Linked DNA regions of Homo sapiens: region 1 is linked to region 2. Evidence: chromatin loops called from intact Hi-C (ENCODE). Cell type or tissue: IMR-90. All regions are shown on one strand. Links, peaks and the distances in the headings refer to the core of each region. The heading gives the core; the rest is flanking DNA.

Region 1 (10,642 bases), core at 3,428-7,427, 440 kb before region 2:
GATTTCCCTTTTGAAGTCTCATCTCAGCCACTGCTATGTGTCCCCTAGAGATCTCACTGGAGAGTTGGTCACTGGGTTTTTGCAACTTTCCCATAGACCTCACTTCAACAGCTAGAGATGTGGGCAGATGCTGAGTAACAATTTTCCTTCCATTGCGGAACATGAGTCAGGGAGGGAATTCGCTGTGCAATGACACACAGTTCGCATCTTTCAGGTGCCAAATGTTCAAAGGATTAAAATACCTCCACTGGCCACTCCACAGAATAAGATAGACAGTGGCCCAATCGTGAGCTCACACTGCACCCATGACTTCGCACTCCAATAGGGAGGGCTGTGTCGTTTAGAACTAATCAAAGAGGGAGCCTAAAAGAGACAGGTTCTCCTTTCATGGGCCTCGTGCTCCCTCACCATACCTGCTCACTCAGGTTTACAGGAATAGTTGAGGAATCCGAATTGTTCCATTGAGCTGAAGAGTAAAACATGTTGAAGATGAGGATTGAATTATCTGTGTACTTCACGAGTGATGGAATTGCCATAGCAAGAGGCGTGGTTTCCAGAAAGCTGACAGCATCTGAGCACATTTGCCCATCCCACGACCATTACCTCCAATCCATAAAGAAGGGAGGAAACCTCCCTCTCTGTTTTATATTTATTCCCCTCTGAAGGGAAAGAAGAAAATGATAAAATTAGGAGGCTGCACACTGCCTGAGACATTTACATTTAAGCTGGACCAAACACTACCCATGTATCACAGGCAACAATTTCGCCCTAACAGGGAAATGGACTAAGTGACTTAATAGGTATTTTCCATCTCTAATTTCCATGATTAAAAGAAAGAGGTTGAGAGGGGTACATGTGGAGCCTATTGTGAGTTTGCCAATGAATCCTAATTTAGATCAAAGAGAGTCTATGTGACACTGAACCATAAACACCCTAGTGTGCGTTACTTCAAGGAAGTTGTTAGTATGTCCCCCGATGGCTATTATGTGATATAGTTGCGCTCGATAGCCTGCACCCTTTAATTACTAATATAGAAGAAAATCCCATATAAGAGGGAGGAATGTAAATGAGACCTCTGCTCTTTTGAACATTTTATGCATTTGCCAAATTAAAATTTGCTGTGGACTTTGGTTTTCCCTGATTGCTGTTGGTAGTGATCATTTGGCTCATGGGATTAAATCCAACTTCCCAAAAACTATTTCCGATCAGTGTGCAGATTTCAGATATTTATATGTGCTTTGCACTGAGACATGAATCATCAGAACCAGACTGGGGACAACTTCTTTGAAGTTTTGAAAGGTATGGAAGAAATTCTCTTTCTTCTCTTTCATTCTCATCTTTCTGCCGATCATTGTTCAAGGGCAGGTTGAAGGGGCTGCAACTGAAAGAGGGGCTCCAGGAGTCCAGAGGCACAATGTCATACCACACTCATGCACTGCCTGCAGTATGTGCATGTAGCTTTCGTGCACAGAGGACACCACTTGAAGGACTCAGGTCTGGATCAGTAAGCATGACCGTACTCACTTCAGTGGGGGTTGCTCACATTGAGTTTTAAAGCACAATTGCAAGATGAGGGCAACCACAAACGTCAACTGGATCAGCACGATTTTAATGATACTTCCATCTTTAGGATTTTTCTGTCCTCAGCCCACCTGTAGAAAAAAATAATTGACTACTCGGGAGGCTGAGGCAGAGAATCGTTTGAGCCCAGGAGTTAGAGGCTGTAGTACGCTGTGATCACACCTGTGAATAGCCCCACTTTGCTCCAGCCTGGGGCAATATAGTGAGACGATGTCCCTGAAAAAAAAAGAAGAAGAAGACTTGATAACAGCTTTGCACTTAAATTAACAGCTGAGTGTAGAATCAGACCCTGTACAAAAGCAAAGGTGCTTATTAGACTGAGTGACTGTGGAAGATGTTAACCATTCAGGGAGATCTGCCATGCCCAGTACTGCATCTTGTTCAATAAAGCAAACTCCTTCTTTGCCATCTGTCTCATACTACAAAGAGATAATAATAATAAAATCATTGCTTAATGAGTAAACTAAGTAGATGATAATTCCCTAGTAGATCATATTGGTGTTCTTCTCCAAAGGCTGCCATATTCTCAATGAGGCAGAGAACACAGGGGAGAGCGCGTGATTGTGCTCAGACGGGGATGCCTAAAATCAAAAACCAAGGCAGCATATGTCAGTATTTAAAGCCCCATCAAAGAAACATCCAACTTTTCAGCTGTAACCCAAATATAAATTTTCCTTACCCTGTCAATTAGCAGATTACAAAACTTCTGTAGCAGGAAGACCATTCTGCCAGCAAAGCCGTAGTGTTTGGAATGGGTCCAGGTCAGACAGATGGTGTGGAAAGAGGGTGCAATGAGACGTTTCCTATCAGCAAAGTCAACTGTTCTTCCATGCAGCACAGGCAACCTTTGAAAGGAGGAGCCACAAGGTGAAGTGTGTCTCCCATGCAGCTGGAGAAGCGTACAGATGTCTAGAGGCACCCAAGTGACACGACAAGCACAACAGTGGGCTGCCTTAGGAGAAGCATTTAGAAAAGAAAAATATGCAAAGTATCAAATAACTGGAAACCTTGTTCTTTGATGCCTAAAAAGTGCCCCCCACCCTAAGCTGATGAGCATAAAAAGCAGAGTCATATCTTCTCCAAGCATGATATTAGGATAACAGAGAGTTCTTGACTTCTTTGGAATGCTGACTGTGCTACGTACAGTCAAAATGATATAACCATGGGAAGAACACAAAGGATATTTGCTATACTATTATTAAACGTCACCTGTGCATGTCACAGTCTATTTGCAAAACTCATTCACTTATAAATAGCACCTACTCGGTTGCACAGAAAAGCTTGATTCAGGAGTGAATGATTCATAAAGTTAGTATGCATAGGAACAATAACAGTCCACTGAATCTTAAGTTTTAAAATGAAAATACTGATGACTACTTTAACAATTTTTAACTTAAATTTCCTTTCATTATGATCAAAGAAGCAAAGCTACTTCATTAACGTAAATATTTTTAGGCCAATAAAAGTGTCTTTGGGCTGGGCTTGGTGGCTCACGCCTGTAATCCCAGCACTTTGGGAGGTGGAGGCAGGTGGATTGCTTGAGCCCAGGAATATGAGACCAGCCTGTGCAACATGATGAAACCCCATCTCTACTAAAAATACAAAAATTTGCTAGGCGTGGTAACACATGCCTGTAATCCCAGCTACTTGGGAGACTGAGGCAAGAGAATCACTTGAACCCAGGAGGCAGAGGTTGCAGTGAGCTGAGATTGTGCCACTGCACTCCTGCCTGGGTGACAGAGCAAGACTCCATCTCAGAAAAACAAGAGTCTTTGTTGCTGTCTCTCTAAATTAATCATGACCAGCCACTTGTAAACACCAACAATGCCCGAAGCACTTTACCTGTGTCAGCTGACTTAATCCTCTAAACAACACTGCAAGATGGATTTATTGTCATCATTTTAGAGGTAAGAAATTAAAGACCCAAGAAAAGAGCCTGGCCATGCTCTGACAGTAACTCACAGCACCACTACTCTAATTCCAGGGATCTAGTTCAAATGCCTACTTTTTCTCCATTCCATCACCATGCCCCACAAAGCGGGAGGTGGCTATTTGCTGCAAGTTCCAAGTCAAACTGTCTTCAGATGGAGAAGTACCACCTGATGATGCAGATTGATTGGCTTAATGCAAAAGGGCCGGTTGTAGTTCAGTCATAATTCCTGTTTCAGCTAGCTCCAGGTGTTGGCTTGTGGTGCATGATTTTGCACCTTGAAGTGTTGTGTGCCCAAGCACAAGCTGGAGTCCTACCTTGAGGTAGTTCCTCCTGAAGGTGTTCCTGTATGACCAGGAACCTGGGTCCACCTGGCTACCTGTCTTCTACCAAGTGAGAGAGAGAGAAACACAAAAGGTGGTTGTGGCAATTTTGACTTTCACAGTGCCCTCCTCCACCAAGTCCTGAGTCTTTTTCTGCTACACGTTTTGCTCACTCACCCACAGATGCTTGGGGTGCGGGGTCTCTCAGCTGAAATCGTGTAGAGAGGAGACATTGAGGCCATTATCCTGACAGTACTGGGTTAAATTCTTTTCAGCTGCTCTAGCAAAAGTGGACTCTGCCTTCACACAGAGGCTGGGTTTTCTTTGACATGATCTTGATCGAACAGAATAGGAGAGAACTCACATGTCATGCTCTGTCTACAGCAGGCCCTGATTAAAGGGAATAGAGACCTGGCATCACATTTGATGCTACAGAGATTTCAAAACCAAGGCCAGGTTGACCTGCCAAGCCTGGAGTGGAATTTTATGACTAGTACCACTATTTTCACTTCAGAGTAAACTATAAGGAAGAGGATCCAGTGATTAAAACAACAAGTAACTTGGTCATCAGTTTAAGCTTTTCAACCCAGGCCCCTGCCCTATATCCACACCCTGCAGAGGGGGAGAAAAAAAAGCACAAAAGCCTCATAGAAGTAACAATTGCTTATTTTAATGTTGGCAACTTATAACTGACAATTATGTTGTTAATTGATAGTTATTTCAATGAGTTGTCATCCATGTAGATTGTTCAGATTAGCAGTGTTGTTTTTGCATTGTGATTAAACCACTGGGTAGCTGCATAAAAACTGTTGTCATCTATTACAGATACATTCTAACATCTCAGAAGAAAAAAAGGGCCAAGCCCCATTAAAGATACAGACGATTTTTAAAAGAGGCTGGGAGTCACAAAGTCTTGTTAAAATATAATTTTCACCAGAATTCTAGATTAATGAAATGTAACATTTAATTAGAGAAATTCCTTTCTATGTAAATGAAGTATTAATTACACAAATGTCAGTAAAAGAGGGAGCAATCGTCAGCAGTGAGGTTACCAGGCACACCAAGGAAAACATTCCTCCTGCCTAGAATGAGGCTGACAGAGACCCCAGGCTTGTCCTTGGAACTGACTCTCTCAAATTCAGGACAGGTGGCCAACTACAGGATACAGCTGGTTTCTTTTTAGGACTGGAGACCAGAGCAAGTAAAATCCCACAAGTTTAGCCTGAAGGAAAGGTTTAGAATAAGTTCACAGTCCAAGACTAAATAGCATTTATTAGCTCTACATATAAAAACAAAACAAAACCCTCTACTATATCTTACTTAAAAGTTTTCTATGGCTTCAAATCTTGAAAAAAACAGATTGGATTTCTAAGTTATTCCACTGTATAGAAGCTTTAAGCTGTAGTCATTTTATTAGCAATAGAAAAGTGATCTTGGACATCCGCTGGCAACAAAGCCAGAAGCCCAAGCTGGCCCCTCCTAATCCACAGGGCAGTCCTGGCCACAAGGTGGCAGTTGCCCAAATCTTAGGCAAAGTGACCTGTTGGAACTAAAGAGTCTAGAAGACATGTCATAGAGTTTTAACATAAATTTGGATGAAAAGCATTCCAGTTATCAGCTTATTCAAGCAGCTATTTCCTCTTAACAACCCTGGCAGTAATTCTTGTTAAATTGGAGCAAGATTCCTTTTCATATCAACTGAACGTTTTTTTGTTTTTTTTTTTTGAGATGGAGTCTCATGCTGTCGCCCAGGCTGGAGTGCAGTGGCGCGATCTCTGCTCACTGTAACCTCTGCCTCCCAGATTCAAGTGATTCTCCTGCCTCAGCCTCCCAAGTAGCTGGGACTTACAGGTGCATGCCACCATGCCTGGCTAATTTTCATATTTTTTTTTTTTTTAGTAGAGATGGGGTTTCACCATATTGGCCAGGCTGGTCTCGACCTCCTGACCTCATGATCTGCTCGCCTCAGCCTCCCAAAGTGCTGGGATTACAGGCGTGAGCCACCGCGCCTGGCCCATACATCTTTTTAAATTGCTCTTTTGTGGGAGTTGCATCTATGCAGTATTACCTACATTTCTCTGACTCTCTGCTCCTGATGCCTCCGCAATGTTGCTACCCCCTCAATTAGCATTGCTGTGCTACTGTCCCGTTTGAGGATGCAGTGGATCTGTGTGGGTTTACACTGCACAGAATTTTTTCCTTTCTTCTGACAAAAGGATTCTTATTTTCTTTAGATAACCACTCCTCACCTACACTCTTCTCTATGGGTTGGGTGGGCCAATCACCACCTCTGAGGCTCAGAGCTGGGCATGTATCTCAGGTCCAACCAGTCAGGTTATTCCATTCCTCAGGCCACAGTTAATATATTAGAGATAAGCACAGAACCCAGTCAGTCCAATAAGAACCCACCTTACAGCTTTTTCTGAAACTCCTGGGAAAGAGAAAGGAAGCACTCTTTCTTTAAGGTGGGGAGAATGTAAGCTTGGAGATGCTGGGCCATCACATGGGTAGAACCTGATGAGAGACAGGCTTTCACAGGACAAAGCAGAGTCAAGGTAGAGGAGTTCCTCACAGGTGCATAGATTAACAATTGGAAAAGTGCTTTATATATTTGTACTAGGGTTGAGTAAATAGGTAAACATATTGTAGGTAAAGAAAGCCAGGTTTCTCACTGTCAAAGAAAGAAATTAAAATCAGGAAAGGGGAAAAGTCTAGAATGAACCTTGAGATTCTGGGATTAGAATTGGAGGTACTAGTGTGAACTCATGGTTTTTTCCCCAATATAGATCCAGATAGATAATACAGAAATAAATACAGATATATGTATGTGTGCATGTATGCATGGGAAAATACATATATTTGCTAGCCTTATCTGCTAAGCAGGCATAGATGCAATGACATCCCAGTAATGATGAGCACACCTACCACCCAGATCTTGGGTTCTAAATACCATTCTCCAATAAAAGGAACTGGGACTCCTTGGAGAAGTGAATGAATCCATGGCTGGGGTAGAGAAAATATAAAATGAGCCTGTAATATCTGTTGGTGCTGGAAAGTAGGCAAGAGCTCAAAAAAATGATGAAGGCATATCAGAGAGCATAAAAGAGTTCCCCAAAGCAAAACCTGGAACCATTTGAGCAACAAAATAAGTATTGGATTATAATACTTGAATAAAATAAATATTTATGATATCAATAAATTTTATTTTTTCAACAAATAAGTGAACAAATAAACAGAAAAGATACAGAAAAAATCCAACAAATGTAGAAGAAATGAGGGAAATAGAAAATTACTAATAGAAAAATATAGTAAGAAATTTTGCAGGAAAGTCCACCAATGGTCTCTAAAATTAGTGGGGAAAATTTTGAGGAGAAATAAGATAGTTGCATAGTCTCAAAGTATCTCATTCCAGGTATTTAGTAATGACAAAGGGTATAATAACGTTCCATTGGAGAAACCCAGCAGACATCACTTAAGGTTAACGTTCTCTGTAATATGATATGTCGACATCGTGTACAACTAATTTGATGGCCTCAGAAGCCTGTAATAATTCCTAAGACATTCTTACCACAAATGCATAACCTCAGGCTAATCATAAGAAAAGAGTGGACAAGCCCAACTTGAAGGACATTCTGCAAAATAACTGGCCACTGCTTTTTAGAAATGTCAAGGTCATGAAAGGTGGCAAAGATTGAGGAAATGTCATAAAATGGAGGCCACTAAGGAGGCATGACCACTAGCGGTGACATGAGACCCTCGACTAGATGCTGGAACAGACTTTAATGGAAAAACTGGTGAAATTTAGTCTCTGGTTTTATTGTATTGTACCAGTGTTAAGTTCTTGGTTTTGGTCACTGTTTTATTGTCATGCATGACGTTAATGTGAGAGGAGACTGGGTGCAGGGTATGCAGAAACTTTCTTTACTATTTTGCAGCTTCTCTATAAGTTTTAAATTACTCCAAAAGAGTTTTTTTTTTTGTTTTTTTTTTTTGACGTAGCAGGTGAAAGTAGAGGGTCACTGAAGATTAAAGGGCAAGAAAAGGAGGAAAGGAACCGGAGGACCTGATGACATCATGTGAGCTTCTGAGCCACGCTATGATGGAAGCTAATTTACTCCAGGGCTTTCTGGTAGTTCCTGGACAAGTGTGCAAATAAATTCACTACATTTAACACAATACTAAATTTAGATAAGTATAGTAAATTCACAGGCCATTGAAAAGAAAGAAGGGGAAAAGTGTTCAGCCAGGAAAGCAAATAAGAGCTGCAATTTACAAAATGTTAAAATACTGCCATTAGTATTTTTTTTAAATGAAAGTTTGAAATGTTTGTAAATATGCCTCTTCAATTTGCCCAATACTTTTGAATGCCACTTTTGGTTATCAACTGAATTCACTTTTTTTTCCATAAGTAGACCACCTACCTAAATAGTGTTCCTGAGAAATGTAAGAAAACTCAGCCCTAAAACATCATTCTATTGGCCATGCCACAGAACATGAAATTCACCTCATTCATCTAATTTTGGGTTAAGGCCTCGAAGGTCTCTCTTAAAATGTAAATGCTATGGCCCAATCTATAAATATTCATCTCAGTGCTCTCTGAAGGAGTAATATACTATTAATATATTATTAATCATTAGCAACTTAGCCCCAATTTATTAATCAGATTAATTTATGTCCCATGGTAGGGTCTTGGAGGAATGGAACATAGAGTGAGTAATTTTTAATGAATGACTAGAAGAAAGGATTTGAAGTCTGAGAGACATGTGCTGACTCTGGGGATCCCATTCAGAGGTACTAGGGGAAAAAAGAAAGAGGAGCAGAGAGAAAAGGAACAGAGGAAAAACAGCACAGTGTCAACAGCAACCCTGCCAACAATTCCTGTCCATAGCCACCATTTTCAGGAATAATATAAGCATTCTTTAAGGGACACACAGATCAGGTCCATCACTCAGTTATTCAGGTTGTTCCTGGACAACCTGTTTCAAGTAATGGCCAAATCCAGCCCAAGCTCCCTTTGTCAAGCTGCAAGTCCTGCGGGGGCCTGCAGCTGCCCAGAGCAATGCCTTCCTCTAATTCATGCAAAAGTTCTGCAAGGGCAGCCCTACACAAAAATCATTTTTAAGGCTTTTTCACCCAAGGAGGAAAAGGGCATGTTGACATTTTCTGGTTGCAAAATCCTCTTCCACTTTGGAGACTGTGACAAGAAATCTCATTGCCTTCCTCCTTGATATGGTTTGGCTGTGTCCCCACCCAAATCTGAGCTTGATTTGTAGCTCTAATCCCCATGCATCATGGGAGGAACCCCATGGAAGGTAACTGAATCATGTTGGGGAGTTTTTCCCATGCTGTTCGTATGAGATCTGATGGTTTTATAAAGGGCAGTTCCCCTGCACATGCTCTCTTGCTTGCCACTATGTAAGACATGCCTTGGCTCCTCTTTGCCTTTTGCCATGATTGTGAGGCCTCCCCAGCCATGTGGGACTGAGTCCATTAAATGTTTTTTTCTTTATAAATTACCCAGTCTTGAATATGTCTTCATTAACAGCATGAGAACAGACTAATACAGTAAATTGGTACCAGGTAGTGGGGCACTGCTATAAAGATACCCAAAAATGTGGAAACAACTTTGGAACTGGGTAACAGCCAGAGGTTGGAACAGACTGGGGGGCTCAGAAGAAGACAGGAAAATGTAGGAAAGTTTAGAACTTCCTAGAGACTTGGAGAGCTCAGAAGACAGAAAGATGTGGGAAAGTCTGAAGCTTCCTAGAGACTTGTTGAATGGTTTTGACCAAAATGCTGATAGTGATATGGACAATAAAGTCCAGGCTGATGTGGTCTCAGATGGAGTTGAGGAACTTATTGGGAACTGGAGCAAGGTGATTCTTGCTATCCTAATTTAGCAAAGAGACTGGCAGCATTTTGCCCCCGCCCTAGAGAACCATTAAACTTTGAACTTGAGGGAGATGATTTAGGGTATCTGGCAGAAGAAATTTCTAAGCAGCAAAGCATTCAAGAAGTGACTTGGGTGCTCTTAAAAGCAATCAGTTTTTTTCATTCACAAAGATATGGTTTGGAATTGGAACTTATTTTTAAAAGGGAAACAGAGCATAAAAGTTCAGAAAATGTGCAGCCTGACAATGCAATAGCAAAGAAAAGCCCATTTTCTGAGGAGAAATTTAAGCCTGATGCAGAAATTTTCATAAGTAATGAGGGGCCAGCTGTTAATTGCCAAGACAATGGGGAAAATGTCTCTAGGGCATGTCAGCAGCCCCTCCCATCACAAACCTAGAGGCCTAGGAGGAAAAAATGGTTTTGTGGGTCAGGCCAGGGGTCTTGCTGCTTTGTGCAGTTTCGGGACTTGGTTTTGTATCCTAGCTGTGGCTAAAAGGGGCCAACGTACAGCTTGGGACATTGCTTCAGAGGGTGCAAGCCCCAAGCCTTGCACTTTCCACATGGTGTTCAGGCTGCAGGTGCACAGAAGTCAAGAACTGAGGTTTGAGAACCTCCACCTAGATTTTAGAGGGTGTATGGAAATGCCTGGATGTCCAGGCAGAGGTGTGCTGCAGGGGTGAAGCCCTCTTGGAGAACCTCTGCTAGGGCAGTGCTGAAGGGAAATGTGGGGTGGGAGCCCCCACACAGAGTCCCCATGGGGCACTGCCTAGTAGAGCTATGAGAAGAGGGCCACCATCTTCCAGACCCCAGAATGGTAGATCTACCAACAGCTTGCTCCATGTGCCTGGAAAAGCCAGAGATACTCAATGGCCAGCCCATGAAAGCAGCCAGGTGTGGGGCTGTACCTTGCAAAGCC
Region 2 (10,642 bases), core at 2,536-6,535:
GCTGGGCATGGTGGCATGTTCCTGTAGTACCAGCCACCTGGGAGGCTGAGATAGGAGGATCCATTGAGCCCGGAAGGTCAGGGTGCAGTGAGCCATGATTGCACCACTGTTCTCCAGCCTGGGCGACAGAGTGAGACCTTGTCTCTAAATTAATTAATTAATTAATTAAAACTTTAAATATAAAAGAATATCAGCTGAGGGCTGTGGTGTGCATCTGTAGTCCCAGCTACTGGAGAGGCTGAGGTAGGAGGATCCCTTGGGACCAGGAGTTTGAGCCTATAGTGCGTTATGATCCCACCTGTGAATAGCAACTGGAGTCTGGCCTGGAAAACGTAGTGGGACCCTGTCTGTTAAAAAAACAGGGTGGGGGGTTGGGGGGAGGGGGATATCAGAACAAATGACTGACTGACTTCAACAAATAAATTGCAAGGAAAGGAAAAGAGAGAGAGGAACCTATAGATTAAAAGACACTTGGGAGGTATATTAACTAAATGCAATGTGTGCATGTTTAGATCTGATTTGAAAAAAAAAACTAAAAAAATCATTTTTGACACAACTGGGGAGACTTGAACATTGATTAGATATCTAATAATATTAAGGAATCATTTTAAATGTGTTTAGATATAATTATAGAGTAACATGGTATTGGAGGATTTTTGGTGTTATTTTTTGACATTTTGATACATACCGTAACATTTACAAATAAAGTAATATAATATCTGAGATTTGCCTCAAAATAAGGAAGAGGGAAATGGATGGGATAGAGATGAAACAAGTTTGGCCATGAGCTGACAACTGTTGACACTGGGTGATGGAGATAGAGGGGTTCGTTAAAATATTCTGTCTATTTCTAAATAAATACTTGATTTTTTTTTTCAATTTTCGGACAGGATCTTGCTCTGTCTCCCAGTCTGGAGTGCAGCGGCGCAATCAAGGCTCACTGCAGCTTCGACCTCCCAGGCTCAATCTATTCTCCCATGTCAGCCTCCCCAGTAGCTGGGACCATACGCACACACAACCATGCTCAGCTAATTTTTGTATTTTTTTATAGAGACAGGGTTTTACCATGTTGCCTAGGCTGCTCTCAAACTCCTGGGCTCAAGGGATCTGCCCTGCCTTGGCTTCCCAAAGTGCTGGGATTATAAGCTTGAGCCACTGTGCCCAGCAGATATTTTCTACAATAAAAGTTTTTAAAAAGATATCAGTAAGACTCACCTGGTAAGATTATTGTGTGGATTAAATGAGATGCTGTGTGTAAAGCACTTGGCAGAATGCCTGGTATATAATAACCGCTCAATAAATATTAGCTATTACTTTTAGAGACAAGGCCTCCTCTTCCCCTCCTGGAGAACTATGAAAGCCAGACCATGAAATGTGTGGCTGACTGGAGCAGCTAACCTTACTCCTTCCAAATCAGGCAGCTGCAGGCTGTCATTGCATTCATCCTCATCCAACCTTGCTTCTGTACTAGGCCCTGTGCTTCCCACACACACACTAAAATTCTGTTTTATAGCGGCTGTTGGCTTTGCCTTTAGTTTCACAGTAAGTTTTAGCTGGGAATGTTATTTCAGTGGAAAATGGAAGGCAAGAACTTTTTTAGCTCAACTATTAATAAGTATGGAGCACATTGTTAGGAATTTTCCTATATAGTTTTATTTAACCTTCATAACAATCCTTCAAAGTCGAAATTATTAGCTTCATTTTAGAGAGAAGGAAACACAAGTTTCAAGGCCCGCCCAAGGTCACAGGGCCTTAAGTGGTGGGCCTTAAGTGGTGGGCCTTAATTCACACCCACCTCCTGAGACCTCCAAAGGGCTTGTGCTTACCCAGGAGCCCTAGCTATCAGCTCTGTTGCCTTTCTTTTCCTTATCCTAGCTTAAAAACAACTGCCATCCAGAAAAGGTTAAGTTGACATTCCTAATCAAAAGAGTCTGGACCAGACGCGGTGACTCACGTCTGTAATCCCAGCGCTTTGGGAGGCCCAGGTGGGTGGATCACGAGGTCAGGAGTTCGAGACCAGCCTGACCAAGATGGTGAAACCCCGTCTCTACTAAAAATACAAAAAATTAGGCGGGCGTGGTGCCGGGCGCCTGTAATCCCAGCTTCTAGGGAGGCTGGAGCAGGAGAATCGCTTGAACCCGGGAGGCGGAGGTCGCAGTCAGCCGAGATCACGCCACTGCATTCCAGCCTGGGCGACTGGGTGAGACTCTTTTCAAAAAAAAAAAAAAAAGAGTCTGACGCCGTATTTATCTGTCTTGTAGAGGCAGAGGCAGCACTGGTTTGCAGCCCAGCGGTAAGAGGTCTGCCCAACTGATGAGGAGAGTTACAGGCTTGGGAGTAGCTTGGGCCGGGCAGAGGGGAGGCTCTGAATGTAGTAATAGAGAGAAAAAGGTTTTCAGGATTGCACCGATATTTGTGTTTCATTTCCCCCTTGTTCCAAATGCTGTTCAACTTAAGGGAAGAAGAAAGCAGGGAGGGATACCTTATACGAAAACTGTTCCATTCCGAAAATTAAAAACAGCCAGCTGCCATCAAATACCAAGGGCCCTTATATTCAAACTTCAGCTGTAATTTAGTTGGGAGGTTGCAATGGCACCCTAAACTGTCAAATGATTTGACCTTAGAATCCTGCTTACATAAAGCCGGACAATTCCATGCAAGGGGGGTGTCTGGTTACAACTGAAGTTATTGGTTGTTTACGTCCGACTTGTCCGGGAATGGAGCAGAGAAAGAGGAACCAGAAGAAAGAGAAACTCGCGACAACAGAGTTGCCGAAAGAGAAGTGTTGGCGCCTCAAACTTGAGGATCAGCTTCTTGGGCCCCACTCCAGGGTGTCGCGGGGGTCGGGTTCTTTCCGCCGCCCCCCGAAAGATTCTCAGCTAACCCTTTCCCCGCCGAGACCAAGAGGCCCTCACTCTGACACCACTCCGGGAGCCAAGCTACTGTAAGGAGCTGATACCACCCCTCGCCGGCGCGAACCGCCCATCTCCCCAGACCCGCCCACCCCCTGCTGCGAATCCCTGACGTTCTAGCCCGGCGAAGGTCCTCTTAAATTAGGAAACAATAGCTATTTAAGAAGAAGCGCAAATAACCCGCGCTCTGCGCGCCCAATCGTGGGATTCTTGGGAGTTCCCCGCGGGCAAGGAAGTCTGCTGCTCCCCGCAGCTGCGGAGGAGAGGAGGGAGCCTGCGTGCTGGGGCAGGGTGTCGCGAACTTGGGGCAACCCACCTCCAGAGCCCCGCCCCCGCTTTCCCGCCTGCCGGGGACCTGCCGAACGCGGAACCACCCTCCTTCCTGAGGCAAATTTGGGAGGGGAGAGGTCCAGAAGCTGTAGAGTCGGGGCGCCAAGCGCCAGATTCTGCCGCTCGGAAGTTGGGGGCAGTCCCCAGTCCCGCCTCAGGCCCCCGCGCTCACAGGGCGCTCCGCCGAGGGCGCGGGCCAGGCGCGCGGTGTCACCTCCACGAAGTCATTTACTTGCCCTGAAGGAGCTGGCCCTCGACCCCTTGGAGGATGGAGATTCCTCCCATTCCCTCCTCCGCCTCCCCCAGGTCGGCGAAGAGACGTGGAATTGAGCTGGACCGATGATTCCGCGAGCTCTGTAATTATGCACACACTGAAATCTTCACCGTTGACTTAAGTTACTTGGCGCTGCGAGGGCTGGGGCCCTGCATATTGATTAAATGCAGCCTCTATTTACCTAAACAATAAATGTAGAGATTAGCAACGTTCACTTGATCACAATAATGGGATTGACAATTAAGGGGCAATGCATCCCAGATGTAGCGGAACCTATGGGCTGCGTGCAGCAGGCAGAGGGCTTCTCAGAGAGGGGCGCTGGGCAGTTGCGGCGGCGGAGGTAGTGCAGAGCAGGAAGCAGCGCGGAAGCACAGCGGGAGGCGGAGGGGGACGCCCAGCCTCGTCAAGGTCTTCGGCCACCCCGCCCGGGAGGCTCGAAACTGGCTTTGGGGTACCTGAATGCCTCGACTCCCAGGGAGACATCGGGAGCTCGGAGCCACTCTCCCTGTGGCGATGGCACCTGCCTCAAGGCCGTCTCGCTTGCTGATGCCTGGCCGGGAAGGAGGATGGACGCCGCTGGCATGTGCCCTGGTAAGTGTGTCTGTTTGTCATCAGTGTACATTCTGCATGTGGCAGCAGGGCGAGGGGGAGGCGCACGTGTCTAAAGTGCACGGAGCCTTCCTCTACCCCTATGTATATACCCTTCAGTCAATGTTCCAAGAAGCGGGTCAGGGCGGAGGGTATCCATCTGGACTCTGGAAGGGCGTGGGTTTGACATCGGTAGGTGTGACAGGAAAGTCCAGCCTGTCAGAGTTGGGCTCTACAGTGGCCGAAATCAAGAAAGGATGGACGTGTCGGCCCAGGGCTGGCCTGTTTCCGGATATGTCACGGGGGTGCCTCGTTCCTCGAGGGGAGTTTTAGGATGTATCTTTTTTTCTCACCCTCTCACTGAACTGTAGGGTTCTGAGAAGAGGTTCTAGGAAGGAGAGGGCTGAAAGGAACTAAGAAAAGAACCCAGGAGAGTGGAACATGGGGTAATAAAAGACAGATGAGCACAGTTGGGTGTGTGTGTGAAACCGTGATCCACCTGGAAGGGGTTCCAAACCCTGGACTAACATCGCATACTGGCTGCAAAAGACACATGCGTGTTGCTTCTCTGCTCTTTCCCTCTTCTGTCTGAGCCCCATTATCAACCTGGAAGGCTTCTCATTCCACATTTAGACACAAACAAAAGGATTTGTCCCAGACACTCAAGAACAAGCCAGGACGAAGCCCTTTCCCGCCAAACCACGAAGGCCGGGAAATAAACAGCGCCTGCCCAGGCTCTGGGCGCGCGAGCCCAGGAGAGGACTTGGGTGGGAAGAGGATCTAGAAGATCGGAAGGAGGGAGAGAGGGAGGGAGAGAGGGAGGGAGGGAGAAGCTTGGAAAGAGAAGAGGGAGGAGGAAGAGGAGGGACCAGCAAGGCAGAGTTGGACCCGGGGTTCTGTTATAACCGCCCTTCCCCGCCCAGGGTCTTTCCATCCCCTGTCCCCCTCCCCCATTTCAGAGCTGAAGGCCGACTGTGGGAGGAGGAGGTTAAACAAAGGGAATCCTCCTCCTCTGGGACGGGTGAAGTGCGTTTGTCTTCTCCTTGCAGGCTCTGGAAAAACTGGCAGGAATTTCCTTGTCGTGAGAAGATGGACGAGTGTGTCTGCAGCCGAGGAGACAACTACAAACAGACTTTGGGCAGGGAAGGCGGGCGGGCGGGGGTGGGGGTGGGGGCGGGGGCCTGCTTTGATCGCTCCAGCTCTGTTGTAATTTTGTCTTCGCCAGATAGATTAGCTGGAACCGCCAGCCCTAGCTTGGAGTTCCGTTCCACGGAGTACCCTCCCTCCCCACCCCCAGCGTCATCTCGCGCCTGGAGCCGGGTCGCCGCTCCTTCCGAAGTCTCGCTGGAAACTTCAAGGGCTGATGGTTCTGTGTTCTTGACGTAATTAGGAGGCCACGCAGCTCTCCAACACTCCGTTAAACAAATATGTAAGTCGTCCTCCCCCTCTCTGGGGACAGACTCTAGGGAAGGAGGCAGCTGGGCCCGCTCCGGGTGGTGTCCTTGGCTAGCGGAGTGGCGTCGCTGTGACCTTCCGCCGCCCCTCGGGGCCTTGGTCTTTCTAAGCTCTTTCTTAGGAAGCGGAGAGAGGGGCAGAAAACGTGCACCTCGCCACCCACCGGACAAGCCGAGAGGACCTTGTCTTTGCTTGAAAAGTTTTCTAGATAAATCGCTCGGGTGGTTCTAAGCTATGACGAACTAGAGGCTGGGCCCGGTTCTTCTCCAGAACAGCGTGTGGATGTAAAGGAGATGAAATCGTCCTCCCCCACTGCTTTCTTTTTCTTCCCCATATAAATCAGTCATATAATTCATTCGCATTGTTTAAGGTACATTGATCAATCTAATGGCTTGTAATAGTCTCCTAATTGCCACTTGCAGACTCCTGCAGGCTCAGATTTGAAGAGGGAAGGTTCCAGCCAAGTCCACCTTAAGCCTGAGTTTGGGCGACTACAGAATCCAGGAAGAAAATCTAGATGGCATGGTCGCTCCGGTCTCAGTTCTACAGGGGAGGGAAGAAAGGGGGTGTTAGTGGGGATATTTGCTGTTCATTTTTCCCGCAATCTCCCTTCCAAATCAGTCACTGATTAATGAGCAAAGCCCATGCCACAAGTTATAGATTACTGTGGACTGAGGATCATTTTGTTAATATCAGGCAAGAAACTTGCCTTACTTGCATCCCTGTGTCTGTATTTACAGTAACAACTTCCTTAGTCACAAACTGATATGCTTTTAGCCATACCTTTTCTTCTTACTTACTTATTTTTAGCATCATCAGGAGTTGGGATAGGAAATAACATGGGGGAGGGGTGTGTTAAAGGGAAGGAAGGAAAAGCCATCCTTTATCCCAGAGTGTCCTGGAGGTATGCCTACACTCCTGTTTAACATCTTGTGGTTGTAGTGCCTTCTCCAAGCCCTGGATGGAGGAGGAAAGAGTTGGAAGCCTCCTCAAATCTGCCTATGAAAGGGTAAAACTGAGGAAACTGGTACCCTAGCTATGAGAAGCTGAGTAATGATCAGAATCCTCTGGCCTCTGGCTTTTCTTGATATTAGTTCAGGTCTATGCAAAAAAATTGCTTTAGTGTCTCCAAAGGTGGTTCCATTAGAGTTGGCTGAGACAATACATGTGCATCATTTTGGAAGAGATGCTCTTAAAAAGAAGAAAGCCACTACAGAATGCCACATTTGCTTAGGTCTAAGACCCTTCTGTGGTAGTCGGTGAGGGAGGGAGGAAAGTAAAACCCCAAGCTGAATAGGCCCCCCATAGTTTCCGAGTGATGCAGTAAACAAATCTATGATGCTTGTTGAATAATCTTCCAATAATTGCAGTCATTAAAATCATCACACAGTCTACAGTCACCTTCCTTCCTTTGACACACCAGTCTTTCCCTTAATTGTTAATGCATTTTTGGCTCAGATAAACACATAGAGGCCAGCTTAAAATATATGGCCCAGATACATCTAACAGCAGAAAATTAGTTGTGTAACAAACGTTTGGACTGTGCTTAATAGACTAGGGGTTTTCAATTTCTTCAGCAGACCCTACAGAGGCAAGAAAGATTTGCATCTTCTACCACTGCTAAATAGCAGTGACGCCTCTGAGATACAAAAAAAAAAAAAAAAGAAAAAAAAGATGAAAGTCCCATTGGCCTATTGAATCTTCCTTGCTCTTTCATTTGCAAGGGTTGGGCTGGAATTAGGACATTATAGAACAAATATTAAAGGAAAGCTTAACAGAAACTGTGGGAGAGTTCCTCAATTTTCAATTAATTTTCTCCATCCATTTGATCTCAACAACTGGTGCTTTAAAAAATATAAATATGTGTCAACTATAAAAGATTCCCTGCTAATCAAAGGCTGTATTTCATTTTCACCCACCACTGACAAGACACCAACCGTGGAAAGGATTCACCCGACTCAACAGGCACTATGGACCTTCCTGGGCTTCCTTCTCCCTTGTTCATGGCAGGCAACATTGGTACACAAGGGCAGCTTTTTCTTTTTTTAACTCAAGTTATTAATGTATCTCCGCAACTCCCACACCGTGCTGACCTGATAATCACTGCTCTAGTGAAGATCATGCAAATGAAAAGCATAATTAATTGCACAAATGATTTAAAAAGGAGCGCTGTGGCTTTGCAAATAAATAAAGGCAGTTGGGAGGACAGGTCAGATAAATGCTTTTTATAGGCTGGGCTCCCTTCACCCCCACCCCCGCCTCCTGGTCCCGGTGGTCCAGACTTTGACTGCAGCCAGCCTGGCCAAGGCGAGCACCTTCCGTTCCTCCTCCCCTAACGCCTCCCCTTCAACCTTATTCCGGAGTCCCCCTAACTCCACCTCACCCCACCCCAACCTCACCCCACCCCAGTGGTGTATACCCGCTGCTAGACTCTGTGCTAGGTCAAAGCTCCGGGGAGACTGGGCAGCCACCTAATATTTAACCAGCTACTACATATCCAGTTATTCAGAAAATAACTGGTCCTCCCAGTCGCCACTACGCTTCCTGCACATCAGGAAGAAGCATTTTATCTGTGGCTATTGGACCTGTGAAGGAGGTCCAATCCTTCCGATTAGCGCTAATGACCGAATTGTTTCCCTGGCTTTGCCTGCTAAACAGAGCAACTTGAGCAGTTGCTCAGATCAAAGCTCCCGGGAGAGGCAAGATGGGAGAAACAATATTTGTTCAAAGGAAGTGAACTCTTCCCTTTAATTACCCTATTCTTCTTTATTAGGAATCGTATTGAATTTTTTTGCAAAAAAATTATGTTGGTTTAACCATAGTGTATTTATGATGTAAATATATTCCAAGATGAAAACGTCACGGATCAATTGTAAAGGACCCGGATACATAATTTTAAAAAATCAGTTTCAGTGTATATGAGGTTCTCACCCCACTTTCGCTGCTCAGTCAGATTTGTTTATGCAGAATCGACATTTAATAGTGCTAATTGCACTCCAGTTAAATTGCCCTGATTGCAGAAAGGGAAGCAATTTTCGTGCTCTCTGTCTGGGTTTGGAAGAAATTGTTTTATATTCACCTCTTTATAAAGAAGTGGAGATAAGGCACCGGGGCCTTTGCACAAATTGCACTTAGGGGCTGACTGGCAGCATTCAGGCGCTATAATAGAGCATTATTTGGCCGTTTTGAATAATGTAAAGCGTTTGCTGAAAGCTATTCTCCTGAAAATTGCTTTAACTTTTAAAAGGGTGATGATTCACTCCAAACCAGGCCTTTGTTACATTGTCATTATTTCCCCAAATGTTTTAACAGTCAGCTCAACACTTTAGCATAACACATTGATCTTTGTTTAAAAACTAGATTTTTTTAGAGGATGAAAAAAATCTGTCAGACGAAAAAAATCTGGACTTCCTCCGAAAGATTTCCTTGGGGCCCCACCTTAGAGTTGAAGTGGCCCGGGTGTTTGCCTGCGTTCGTTTGGAAGATTTCCCTAACTTTTATTGTGATGCAGACGCGTGTATCTAAAGGAATATGCGAGTGCCCACGTCTAGAGTCTGACAGCTGGAACTACGGGGAAAACGGCGGGAGGGGGAGGGGAGGGGATCCGAGGGGAGGAGGAGAAGAGGAAGGCGAGCAGGGCGCCGGAGCCCGAGGTGTCTGCGAGAACTGTTTTAAATGGTTGGCTTGAAAATGTCACTAGTGCTAAGTGGCTTTTCGGATTGTCTTATTTATTACTTTGTCAGGTTTCCTTAAGGAGAGGGTGTGTTGGGGGTGGGGGAGGAGGTGGACTGGGGAAACCTCTGCGTTTCTCCTCCTCGGCTGCACAGGGTGAGTAGGAAACGCCTCGCTGCCACTTAACAATCCCTCTATTAGTAAATCTACGCGGAGACTCTATGGGAAGCCGAGAACCAGTGTCTTCTTCCAGGGCAGAAGTCACCTGTTGGGAACGGCCCCCGGGTCCCCCTGCTGGGCTTTCCGGCTCTTCTAGGCGGCCTGATTTCTCCTCAGCCCTCCACCCAGCGTCCCTCAGGGACTTTTCACACCTCCCCACCCCCATTTCCACTACAGTCTCCCAGGGCACAGCACTTCATTGACAGCCACACGAGCCTTCTCGTTCTCTTCTCCTCTGTTCCTTCTCTTTCTCTTCTCCTCTGTTCCTTCTCTTTCTCTGTCATAATTTCCTTGGTGCTTTCGCCACCTTAAACAAAAAAGAGAAAAAAATAAAATAAAAAAAACCCATTCTGAGCCAAAGTATTTTAAGATGAATCCAAGAAAGCGACCCACATAGCCCTCCCCACCCACGGAGTGCGCCAAGACGCACCCAGGCTCCATCACAGGGCCGAGAGCAGCGCCACTCTGGTCGTACTTTTGGGTCAAGAGATCTTGCAAAAGAGGAGAGAAAACACGGGAGGCACAGTTCCACATCCTTGTCACTTGCACCGGCTCCGCGACAACTCGTCGTTTGCACCCGAGGGTTTGGGGTTGGTAGTTTAATTTTTTTTTTTTCCTAAGAAGCAGGGTGTGGGTTTAGTGGGGAGTGTGCTATATTAAAACCAGTGCCCAGGTCTGCCCGAGGGCGCTGGTATTTCTGGTTCAAAAACAGCTTCTGGCTACCCTGGAGAAGAAAGAGAAAGCGGGGCCCAGAAAGAGAAAAACAAGCAGGTCAGCGGTTGCTGGGGGACTCGAAGACGCACCCTGGTCTGCTTGAGGACGCCTCTTTTCACACTGACAAGGTCCAGGGAGGACTTCAGGATGCTTCCAGCCTGCAAAATGTGGAAGCGCCCACGTGTGGCCTGGTCCTCCGCCCTCCCGGGTGAAAGTCCTGGAGAGATTTCTCGGGCGCGTCCGTGAAAGCAGGGCACTAATGGGGAGCCTACCTCTTAAAACAGCGCACTTGCCCTACGGACGAGCCTCTAGGCCCTGGTGGTCTGGAATGGGAGTGGGTTGGAGCTGGGACAAGAAAACTCCACTCCAGGATGAAACGCGACATGCAAATCTTCACCGGGTTAAACAAACAGCCGAGCAAGCTGCAGCTTCAGCGGAGGTGGAGGTGGGGGCGGACGCCGCTCGCGCCGGTCTCTGT

What was found. Hi-C counts contacts between places; a loop is a spot of excess contacts. Peaks named below come from ENCODE experiments on the same cell type or tissue, not always from the same donor. Only the 100,000 strongest peaks of a DNase experiment are listed, where the experiment ranks them.
Region 1: it touches region 2 in a loop (3-fold over the local background); 4 of 110 quality-filtered maps call a loop at or near these places.

What each region holds. Positions count from the first base shown.
Region 1 is chr2:173,879,265-173,889,906 of GRCh38, forward strand. No RefSeq gene overlaps it. Among named protein-coding and RNA genes, the nearest start is that of SP3, 81 kb to the right of the region's middle. In IMR-90, for the core only: a CTCF peak has its summit at 5,347 (motif pointing right); no DNase peak of the experiment used is centred there; H3K27me3 peaks cover 338 bases.
Region 2 is chr2:174,323,304-174,333,945 of GRCh38, forward strand. LINC01305 (long intergenic non-protein coding RNA 1305) reads left to right here and starts at 2,724. Exons shown (of 3, transcript NR_038897.1): 1 at 2,724-4,107; 2 at 5,154-5,533; 3 at 5,982-7,340. It overlaps LOC102724194 (a long non-coding RNA gene), which reads right to left. Exons shown (of 3, transcript XR_427194.5): 1 at 10,437-10,642; 2 at 10,254-10,322; 3 at 9,691-9,757. RefSeq lists enhancers at 2,828-3,645, 3,113-3,232, 5,282-6,097, 8,012-9,083. In IMR-90, for the core only: no CTCF peak of the experiment used is centred there; no DNase peak of the experiment used is centred there; H3K4me3 peaks cover 712 bases; H3K27me3 peaks cover 3,923 bases.